2 separate regions of the Homo sapiens genome follow, and region 2 is linked to region 1. A link is a loop called in an ENCODE intact Hi-C map of the cell type or tissue named here. Cell type or tissue: dorsolateral prefrontal cortex. All regions are shown on one strand.

The links. Peaks named below come from ENCODE experiments on the same cell type or tissue, not always from the same donor. Only the 100,000 strongest peaks of a DNase experiment are listed, where the experiment ranks them.
Region 2: a loop joins it to region 1, with 4 times the contacts of the local background. A loop is called at or near these places in 14 of 110 quality-filtered maps.

The regions. Positions count from the first base shown.
Region 1 is chr1:172,427,041-172,432,040 of GRCh38, reverse strand. All of the region lies in intron 1 of C1orf105 (chromosome 1 open reading frame 105), which reads right to left. Among named protein-coding and RNA genes, the nearest start is that of C1orf105, 8.9 kb to the right of the region's middle. RefSeq lists an enhancer at 2,691-3,213. In dorsolateral prefrontal cortex, CTCF peaks have their summits at 2,327 and 2,528 (motif pointing left); a DNase peak (open chromatin) is centred at 2,534.
Region 2 is chr1:171,799,566-171,804,565 of GRCh38, reverse strand. It overlaps the pseudogene RPS15P3. Among named protein-coding and RNA genes, the nearest start is that of METTL13, 20 kb to the right of the region's middle. In dorsolateral prefrontal cortex, CTCF peaks have their summits at 2,763 and 2,967 (motif pointing left); DNase peaks (open chromatin) are centred at 861, 2,138 and 2,956; H3K27ac peaks cover 2,164 bases.

The sequences.
Region 1 (5,000 bases):
CCCTCCCCCAGCCAGGCTGCTGCCTCACAGTTTGATTTCAGACTGCTGTGCTACAGTGAGCAAGGCCCCATGGGCATGGGACCCACCAAGCCAAGCACGAGAGAGAATCTCCTTGTCTGCCGGTTGCTAAGACCTTGGGAAAAGCACAGTGTTTGGGGCAGGAGTGTCCTGTTTTTCCAGGTGCAGTCTGTCACGGCTTCCCTTGGCTAGGAAAGGGAAATCCCCCAACCTCTTGAGCAATCCAGGTGAGGCGATGCCCCGCCCTGCTTTGGCTCACCCTCCATCGACTGTACTCACTGTCCAACCAGGCCCAGTGAGATGAACCAGATACCTCAGTTGGAAATGCAGAAATCACCTGTCTTCTGCATCGATCACGCCGGGAGCTGCAGACTGGAGCTGTTCCTATTTGGCCATCTTGGAATGGAAGCCTGCATCAATGTTCTTAGCTAGATCTTCTGGATAACTTGCAGCTTCCATATGAGCACTTGCTGCTTTAGTGTGCACTTTTATGTTACAGAGATGGCTGTTTTCCTTAAACCTCATGAATCAACCTCTCTTAGTTTCAAACCTTTCTTCTGCAGCTTCCTCTCCTCTCTCAGCCTTTGTTAAATTGAGAAGAGTTAGCGCCTTGTTGTGGTTTATGCTTTGGCCTAAAGGGAATGTTGTGACTGGTTTAGCCTTTTATACAGACCACTATAACTTTATCTGTATTAACAGTAAGGCTCTTTTAGTTTCTTATCATGGGAGTACCACTTTTAATTTCCTTCAATAACTTTTTATTTGCATTCACAACTTGGCTGTTTGTCACAAGAGGCCTGGCTTTCAGCCTGTCTCGGCTTTTGATATGCCTTCTTCACTAAGCTTAATCATTTCTACTTTTGATTTAAAATGAGAGATGTGCAACTCTTCATTTGAACAGTTAAAAGCCATTGCAGGGTTATTAATTGGCTTAATTTTGATACTGTTGTGTCTCAGGAAATAGGGAGGCCCAAGAAGAGGAAGAAAGACAGGGAAGAGCTGGTCAGTGGAGCAGTCAGAACACACACACATATCCACTAAGTTTGCCCTCTTATATGGGTATAGTTTGTGGTACCCCAAAACAATTGCAATGGTAACATCAAAGATCACTGATCACAGATCAGCATAACAGATATGATAATAAAGTTTGAAATATTGTCATAATTACCAAAATGTGACACAGGAACACAAAGTGAGCACATGCAATTGGAACAATGGCACTGACAGACTTGCTTAACACAAGGTTGCCACAAATCTTCAATTTGTAAAAAATGCTGTATCTGGCTGGGCGCAATGGCTCACACCTGCAATCTCAGCACTTTGGGAGGCTGAGGTGGGAAAATTGCTTGAACCCAGGAGTTTGAGACGAGCCTGGGCAACAAAGTGAGACTTCTGTCTCTACAAAAAATTTAAAAAATTAACTGGAGGTGGTGATGCGTGCCTGTGGTCCCAGCTGCACGAGAAGTTAAGGCAGGCAGATCTTGAGCCCAGGAGGTCGAGAATGCAGTGAGTTGTGTTCACATCACTGCACTCCAGCATGGGCAAAAAGCAAGACCCTGTCTCAAAAATAAATAAAAAAAGGTTTAAGAAAAATTGCAAATTAAAAATTCATTAAACGTTCTATTAAGAAAATGTCAAGCAATCCAGAGCCCTTAACTGCTGCCATCAGAAGGATGATGAGGCTCACCTGTGGCATGCCTCTTTGTGGGCTGCTGGCACAAGGATTCAGGCCTAGAAAACAATTGGTATAAAGTAGTATGACAGTTGTGGTGGGAAGTTACTCATCACTTAAATTCAGTGATCTAGTCAGTCTCTTATATTTAAACCACACTGAAAGGGTGCAAGTAGAATATGAATGATTTAGAGTTTTAGAGAATACTGTGGTGTGTGTGGGAAAGGGGGAAAGGTGAGGAGGAAAAGTTTACAGTAGCATTGGAATTAAATCCCAACCTGCCAAATATTTGCCAGCATAAGAAGCTGTCTGCCCTTCTCCCTCTACACCCCTTCCTCCCAGCTCTGCTTCTTATCACTCTAAGTTACAGGTAAGGCTGGAGGGTGGTGTGGCAAGTGAGATCAAGGACAGAGGAATGGGGAGGCAGCTTTGCTCACACTTCCAAAATGGTGCCAAGGATTAAGGATTAAAGTTGGTATGGGAGGGATTAAGAAGAAGTAGAGCAATAGGATGACAGGTGCACTTTATTTTGTGGCGTGATGCAGCTGATTTATGATTGGCATGTAACTAGAAGGCTTGTGCATCTGGCTGTAGCAACATGCCTGGTGTTCTGTGTGGAGATTGTATTGGTGTCAGTAAACTTTTGAGAAATACTTTGGGCAGCTGGGTTACATTGTGGATTTAATAATTCATACCAAGCATATAGAGGATGCATATTGAGCCATCATTTACATCCTCCAAGCCAAAGGCTCAAGGACAAGAAAAAGAAAACAAGTCAGCAGAGGGCATCAGTTACATAGTTATACAAAATTTCAAACCTGTTGTATTTAGGGAAACAGGGCTGGGACACAGTGCCATCTTGTGGAAGTGATTGATTTCCCTTTTTATAAGAGATGCAATTAGAGTCTTGAAATTCTTGCTGAATTGTGGTTTGGGAAATAACTACACCTGAATTAATGAGTCTGAGGTCTCCATAAATTCAGGAGGTAAATAGCATACTGGGGTTTGATAAATAATAGCACCTGTATTTTAGAGCACCCAATGCGTGCTAGGTAACGTGCTATGCACGTTGTGTGTGTATGTGTGTGTGTGTCTGTGTGTGTGTGTGTGTGTGTGTGTGTGTGTGTATATTTGTATTTACTTCTCACAGCAATCCTGTAAGAGGTTTTATTTCCATTTCACAGTTGAGACTGAGACTCAGAGTGGGTTAAGTATTGCCTAAGGCTATGTTACCAACTTGGGCTAATACTTTGCTTTTCTTACACAAAGCCTGTGCTTGTGCCTGAATGGAGCCCAGGACTGAAGGATAATGGTAGGCAGTTGCTTTTAATGCTTTGTCAAATTCCTCATCGTTCCCTTATCCCTTATTCTCTTCCCCCAGTATCCAACAGTATCCCCCAAAATCCAACAAAATATTTAGTATCTACATAAGCTTCCCTCTACTCACCTTCTACCATTCAGATTTTTATAGTGTGTGGCTTCAGGAATTTATTGTCAATAAATATTTTTTGAGTACTTACTGTATGACAAATACTGTTCTGTGTGCTTGGAATATATCTGTAAATAAAAAGGACAAAGGTTCTTGACCTAGTAGAGCTGACATTATAGCAGGAGGAGATAGATAATAAACATAAATGGAAGGTAGTAAGTGCTATGGAAAAAAGAAAAAAGTGGCATAGCATTAAATAAAGAGGTCAGAGTAGGTCTCATGGGAAAGGTAACATTTTACCAAAGACTTGAAGGAAGTGAGGGAGTAATTCAGATTCCCTGGGGAAGAGCATCCCAGTCAGAGGGAAGAGCTGCAGAGGAAAGAGCTGCTACAAAACCTTTGGGCAGAAGAATACCTGGCATGTGTGGGGAATAGCAAGGAGTGGCTGAAGTGGAGTGAGCAACAGAAGACGAAGTCGTAGAGGTAACGTGGGAAGCTAGATTATGTATGACATTGTAAGCTACTAGCTTAGGCTTTTACTCTGAGATAGGAGCCATTGGAGGGTCATGGAGAAAAAGAAGATACATATTTTGAAAGGCTCATTCTGGTTGCTGTAGGGCAAGAGTAGACACAGGAAGAAGCATTTGGAGGCTTTTGCAGTAATACAAGCAAGGGATAATGGTGGCTCAAAACAGAGGATGGCAGAGGAAGTGGCGGAAAATAGTCACGTTCTATATGTAATTTGAAAGTAAAGACAGTGGGGCTACCTGATGTATTAGATGTAGAGTGTGAAAGAAAGAGAAGAGTTATAAATTAAGGTTTTTCCCCTGAACAAACTGAAATATGGATATGTTGTTAACTGAGGTGGGGGCAGAGGGATGGTAACTGGAGATTTTGGGGAGGAAGATTAGGAGTTTAGTTTGGTGCACGTGGGATAGGAAATGTCTTGAAGACATTCAGCCTGAAATGTTGAAGGGAATATAGGAAATATGACCTTGGAGTTTGAGAGAGATGAAATTCAGATATAAATTCGGGATTTGTTGGCAATATAAATGATATTTAATGCTGTGAGACTGAATGAGATCACCAAGGAAATGGTTATAGACAGAAAAGGACCAAGAACTCCAAAGTAAAATGTTGAGGCGAAGAAGAAGCAAAAAGATTTGGACAGCAAAACCACTGAGGCAAGGGAAAAGCAAGAGAATTCTGTGTCCTGCAAACCAAGTGCTGAATGTGTCTCCAGAGAGAGTGGGTGATCAAATGTGATCAGATAAAAACATGATAAAGCAAGTAAGACAGCTGAAAATTGACCTTTACATTTAAAAGAGCAGGTTTTTGTTGGAGTGCTGGAATAAAAACCTGTTTGGTGTGGGTTTAAGAGAAAATAGAAGAGAAATTTAGCAGCAAGTATAGACAGCTTTATAGTTTTGCTTCAAAGGGGAGCCAGGAAATAGGACAGAAACTGAAAGGGAAAGTGAAGACCAAAAAAATGATAGCATGTTTGCACCCTGATTGAAATGAAATGGTAGAGAGTTGTTAGTTGATGGTGTGAGAGAGGGAAGAATTGCTGGGGAAATATTCTGGAGTACATAAGTGCACAAGTGCAAAGCCTGGCTTTCGACAAGGGCAGGGATGGTTGATCTATGGGAACAAGTGAGAAGACAGAGTAGATGAATACCGATATTAGTAAATGGGTAGATGAGGTGATGAGAGTCTTTGGGAGTTCTTTTCTGATTGCTTCAATTTTCTCAGGGAAGTTGGAGGCAAGGAATCAGCTGAGATTGAGGATAGGGGAGTGAGAGAAAAGGTGTGAAACAACTTAGGACATTGGGAGAGTGAATGAACAAGGGATGCTTAGTGTAACTGCTTGGCAGTATTAAG
Region 2 (5,000 bases), 630 kb after region 1:
CAACTTTCTTTAAATACCCTCACAATTTCCTTCTTCCTTCCTGGGTAGTCTATTAGCATCCTCAGAAGACTGGTAGAGATCCAAGCTTTATTTTTGAGAATAAAAGCTGGAAATCATTATTTCCAGCTTTTTTCAGAGTTATAGATTAAATCTCAACAGAACCCAGGTGGGCTATAGGATTTGTTGACATGCTAAAGGGGCCCTGCAGAGTGCTGTACCATGTTGTAGGCATAGTACTGGTTCAGCTGAGATTTAATCTACAACTCTGAAATAACTATTTCCAGCTTTTATGAGAATAAACAGAGAAGATGGGCTATAGGACTTGTTTATGTGCTGAAGGGGCCCTGCAGAGTATTGTACCATCTTGCCTAGATAAATAAAAGATATCACTATATTGATTAGGTGTTTGTTTTATGCCTTCATTAAAGAACCAATCTTGGTTTGCCACTCTTGGTTTGTAGATAGAAACCAAGTTTCTTGGTTTCATAAATAGAACGAATCTGACTAATTAAAACCCTTAGCTCCACAAAATATTGCAATCATTCACATTTCCATGAGAAAAGACATTTTGTTATTTATTTATTTATTTAAGAAGTGTGTGTGCCTTTACTGGCTGAGCAGAATCCTTGAGGGTGGTGAAGCAGGAAGAGTGGGTGGCTCTGATGCCTGGCCGGGCAGTGCTTCACGAGCTTGTAGGTGATCGAGGTAATGGCCAATCCTCTCGGGCTTGCCCTCCACTTGGTTGAAGGCCTTGCCATTGTAGACGCCCACCATGCTACCCACCGTCTTGTCTCCCATCTCGGGCAGGATGATCATATCCTGCAGGTGCGCGTTCACCACCTCCAGCTTCTGCATAGGCAGTGCCCACTTCTTGCCCTTGCGCAGGCGCTTCAGCAGCGAGTGCTGCTTCTGCCACAGGCCACGGTGCAGCTTCATTCGCTGCTCGCATGACAAGTCCAGCAGTGGGTCGGGGTGCACGCCACAGGAGGTGAACTTGCAGAAGGTCTGCTTCTTCTGCTTTGCTGCTTTTTCTGCTCCACTTCTGCCATCTTGACTTTTTTTTAAAACAACATGCCTCAAAGATCTCCAGTGAAAGAAAAACCCAAACTGCCTCCCTTTTCAGTGCTAAAAGATAATATCCTATGGCAGCTATTTCTAGGCCTGTTTATTATCAGAATTGCTTGAGAGTTTTAAAAATGCAGATTCCTTGGCTCTACCTCTGTCCTACTCCATCACTCCCCCACCCCACCCCACACACACACACACCCAAGATTCTGACATAGTAGGTCTGGGATATGGTCCAGAATCAGTATATAGGAAATGGACCCCAGATGGTTTTGTTGTGCAACCGGATTTTGAAACCACCTTCTAAGCTGTGCTGCTATATAACAAAAAACGCCCAGAACTACTGACTACAAAACCAGGGACTCCTTTCCCCTTGTTCTAAAGAAGGGACTGTGTCTCCCAGCCTACCTGTCCTGCTAAATATGTAGGAGCTACAAGCTCAAATGCCTGCAGGACCAGGCATGTAACATAAATGCAGGAAACACACAGATGAGAGCAGTGGGGACTGTGGCAAACACCACCCATCCACAAGGCAAAGATGCTTGCCAGTTCCAGCCAAGTATGAACATGGGCCTGTCATCACAGGAGCTTCTAAATTCTCAAAAGAATCCAGAAATTTTATAGATTTTGTATAAAACGATTTTCTAATCGATAGATTTTATTTAAAATGTCTGGTGAAGGTTAAACACATCTGGGGTAGCATGTGGCCCAGAGCCCATGCACTTTGGGAGGCCAAACTCCTCACACTACTGCCATCCACTCAAAGGGCAAGGAGCTAAGGTGTGGGCTAGTGTGAAGGTGGGAGGGGAATATACTCCAATTACCAAGTGACTGCTGATGTTTGCATTTCAGAGCTAAGCCAGCAGTCATTAATGAGACTAGCATTAATGGTTCTCTGGTTCTGTGGGGTGGCACAAACAAAGCCCTTTTCGGCTATATATTCATTCCCCAAGGCTGCTGAAACAAATTACCACAAACTTGATGGCTTAAGACAACTGACATTTATTCTCTCACAACTGTAAAGGCCAGAAGTCTGCAAAGTGTCAGGAGGTGGGTCCCTCTGGAGGCTCTGAGGGAGAATCATTCCTTGCCTCTTTCCTAGCTTCTGGTAGCTGCTAGCAATCCTTGCTGTTCTTTGGCTTGCGGGGATGTCTCGCCAATCTGCCTCTGTCTTCATATGTCCTTCTCCCATCTCCCTTGTCTCATTTCCCCTTCCATTCTAAGTCCTTATCATTGGATTTAAGGTCCACTCCAATCCAATATAATCTCAGCTTGAGATTCTTAATTACATCTGCAAAGGCCCTTTTTCCAAATAAGCTCACATTCATAGGTTCTGGAGTTTAAGACTTAGATATTTCTTTTTAGAGCCACTATTCAACCCACTACAGACAGGTTTGCATTAAAAAATCCATTATTTCAATCAAATTTTACTTCTACCAACATTTATCTACCAATTTACTACTATGATAAAAATGACTTACATCTTGGCAGAAAACTTGAAGACATACCAGCTCAGGCCCAGATGCATGTTGTTACATTTTTTTCTTCTTATGTGCCACGAGCTTCATGTCTTACTAGCATTATTCCATTGCTGTATTTCCTGCCATTACTTCTAAAATCAGGGATGTAGGGGTAAAAGGATCTCTGCCTTATACAGGCTTCCACCACTGGAGAAAATGGTGCTGTCTCCATGTGCATGGACAGGAAACAGGTGATGGTGGAAGAGCAGAGGGCATAGGGTACTAGGTGAAGCAAGAGAACAACAAGTAAAGTAGAAGTCTGTCTTCATTGACCAGAGAAAGACACAGGAAATACGGCTCAGGTGAAAGAGCCCCTGGAAGTGCCAGGTTCCCAAGAATTTTTTACAGCCACCCAAGCACTTAAATGTGATTTCTAGTGCCATCTAGTGGGAAGCACAGGAACCAAGTGAGACGTGGGCTAGAAAAACAAAACCATGAGTCCAGCCTTCAGTCACTTTAAGGGGGCAGTTTTTATTGAGGCTGGATTTTTTTGTCTGCCTAGCAAGAGGATCTAAGAAGACTCTAAGCAAACATCTGACCATCTTGTATGCTGCCCTTACACTTTATGCACAGGTGGTTGCTGAAGTCATCCACGTGCTGTGTAATTTGTTCTCCCCAGCTAGTTGGTGAGCAGAAGCTATCTTTCCTCTTTTTATCAACACAAGCACAGTGTCTGGCACAGAACAACCTCTCCAAAAAAATGCCAGTTGGGTATATAAAAAAGAAAAATCCAACTTAATGGTTTTTATTATCGACCATTTAGCTGTTAACAAATCTGCAGGAATCAAATGGCAAGACAAGCCACAAGAGGGAAACTGTATGACTTATGGTTTACTAGACTTTGAGCTTTATTAAGCAGTCCTTAGGAGGTACACTCAGGGCCCAATTATAGCAGGGAGTGAGGCTGCTGTGCCCCATGGAGGAAATCGTCCAATGCAACAAGCTGACTCCTCACACTACTGCCATCACTCAAAGGGCAAAGAGCTAAGGTGTGGGCTAATGTGAAGGTCGGAGGGGAGTATGTTCCAATTACCAAGTGACTGCTGATGTTTGCATTTCAGAGCTAAGCCAGCAGTCATTAATGAGACTAGCTGGCAATTCCTTCCTCCTTACCTTGTGACATATCCATCCACAGAACCTCTTCTCCAGGGGTCCTCAATTTTGGCTGCAAAACAGCATCCATCACCTGGAAAGCTTTTTTAAAATTCTTATGCACAGGCTGCACCCCAGACCAATTAAATCAGAGTCTGTGGGGGTGGGGCCAGGCCTAGGCATTTTTTTAAAGCTTCCCAGATATATTCAATTTCTATGGCTGCTGTAAAGTTACTACAAATTTAGCGGCTTAAAACAACACAAATTCTTATCTTATAGTTCCGTATCAGGAGTCCAAAATGGGTCTCACTGAGCTACATTGAAGGTATTGGTAGAGTTGCACTCCCTGCTGGAAGCTCTAGGGAAGCTCTAGTTTTCTTACCTTCTCCAGCTTCTAGAGGCTGCCCATGTTCCTTAGCTAGTGGCCTATGGTCTTCAAAGCCAGCAATGACTGGTGAGTCTTCCTCACATTGCTTCACTCTTGACACTGAGTCTTCTGCCTGCCTCTTCCACATTTTAAGACCCTTGAGATTACGTGGAGTCCACCCAGTGTCTGTATCTGATTACTCAGAATAATCTCCCTATTTTAAAGACAGCTCATTAGCAACATCAAATCCATCTGCTACATTAATTTCCCTTTGTTGTGTAGTGTAACATAACATTCATAGGTTGCAAGGATTAGGACATGGACATCTTTGGGAGAACATTATTCTGCTTACCATATCCAATGACTCCAATGTGCAGCTGAGAATAACTGCTGGTTCTGCCAGGCACTGTGGCTCATATCTGTAATCCTAGCACTTTGGGAGGCCAAGGCAGGCAGATTGCTTGAGCCCAGCAGTTCGAGACCAGCCTGGACAACATGGTGAAACCCTGTCACTACCAATAACACAAAAATGAGCTGGGCATGGTGGTGTGCGCCTATAGTCCCAGCTACTCAGGAGGCTGAGGCAAGAGGACTGCTTGAGCCTGGGAGGCAGAGGTGGCAGTGAGCCAAAATCATACCACTTCACTCCAGTCTGGACAACAGAGTGAGACCCTGTCTCAAAAAAAAAAAAAAAATAACTACTGGTCTACCCAATCCATAAGAAGACAGACTTAGAGAAGAGGCCCAGTTAGCAGGCAGCCATGACAGAAGACTGGAGGCACACACTGAAAAATTGGTGAGGGACAAGGGCAAAAAGGCAGAGAAGGGCAATAGGCAGGCTTACCAATTTTACATTGTCACAGAACTTTTTTAGGATGGGGGGAGGGGCGAGGGCACAAACTGTCATGTGATTTATTCTCATTCAGTTCTCTGATAGTCCTGGGAAGCTAAATTGT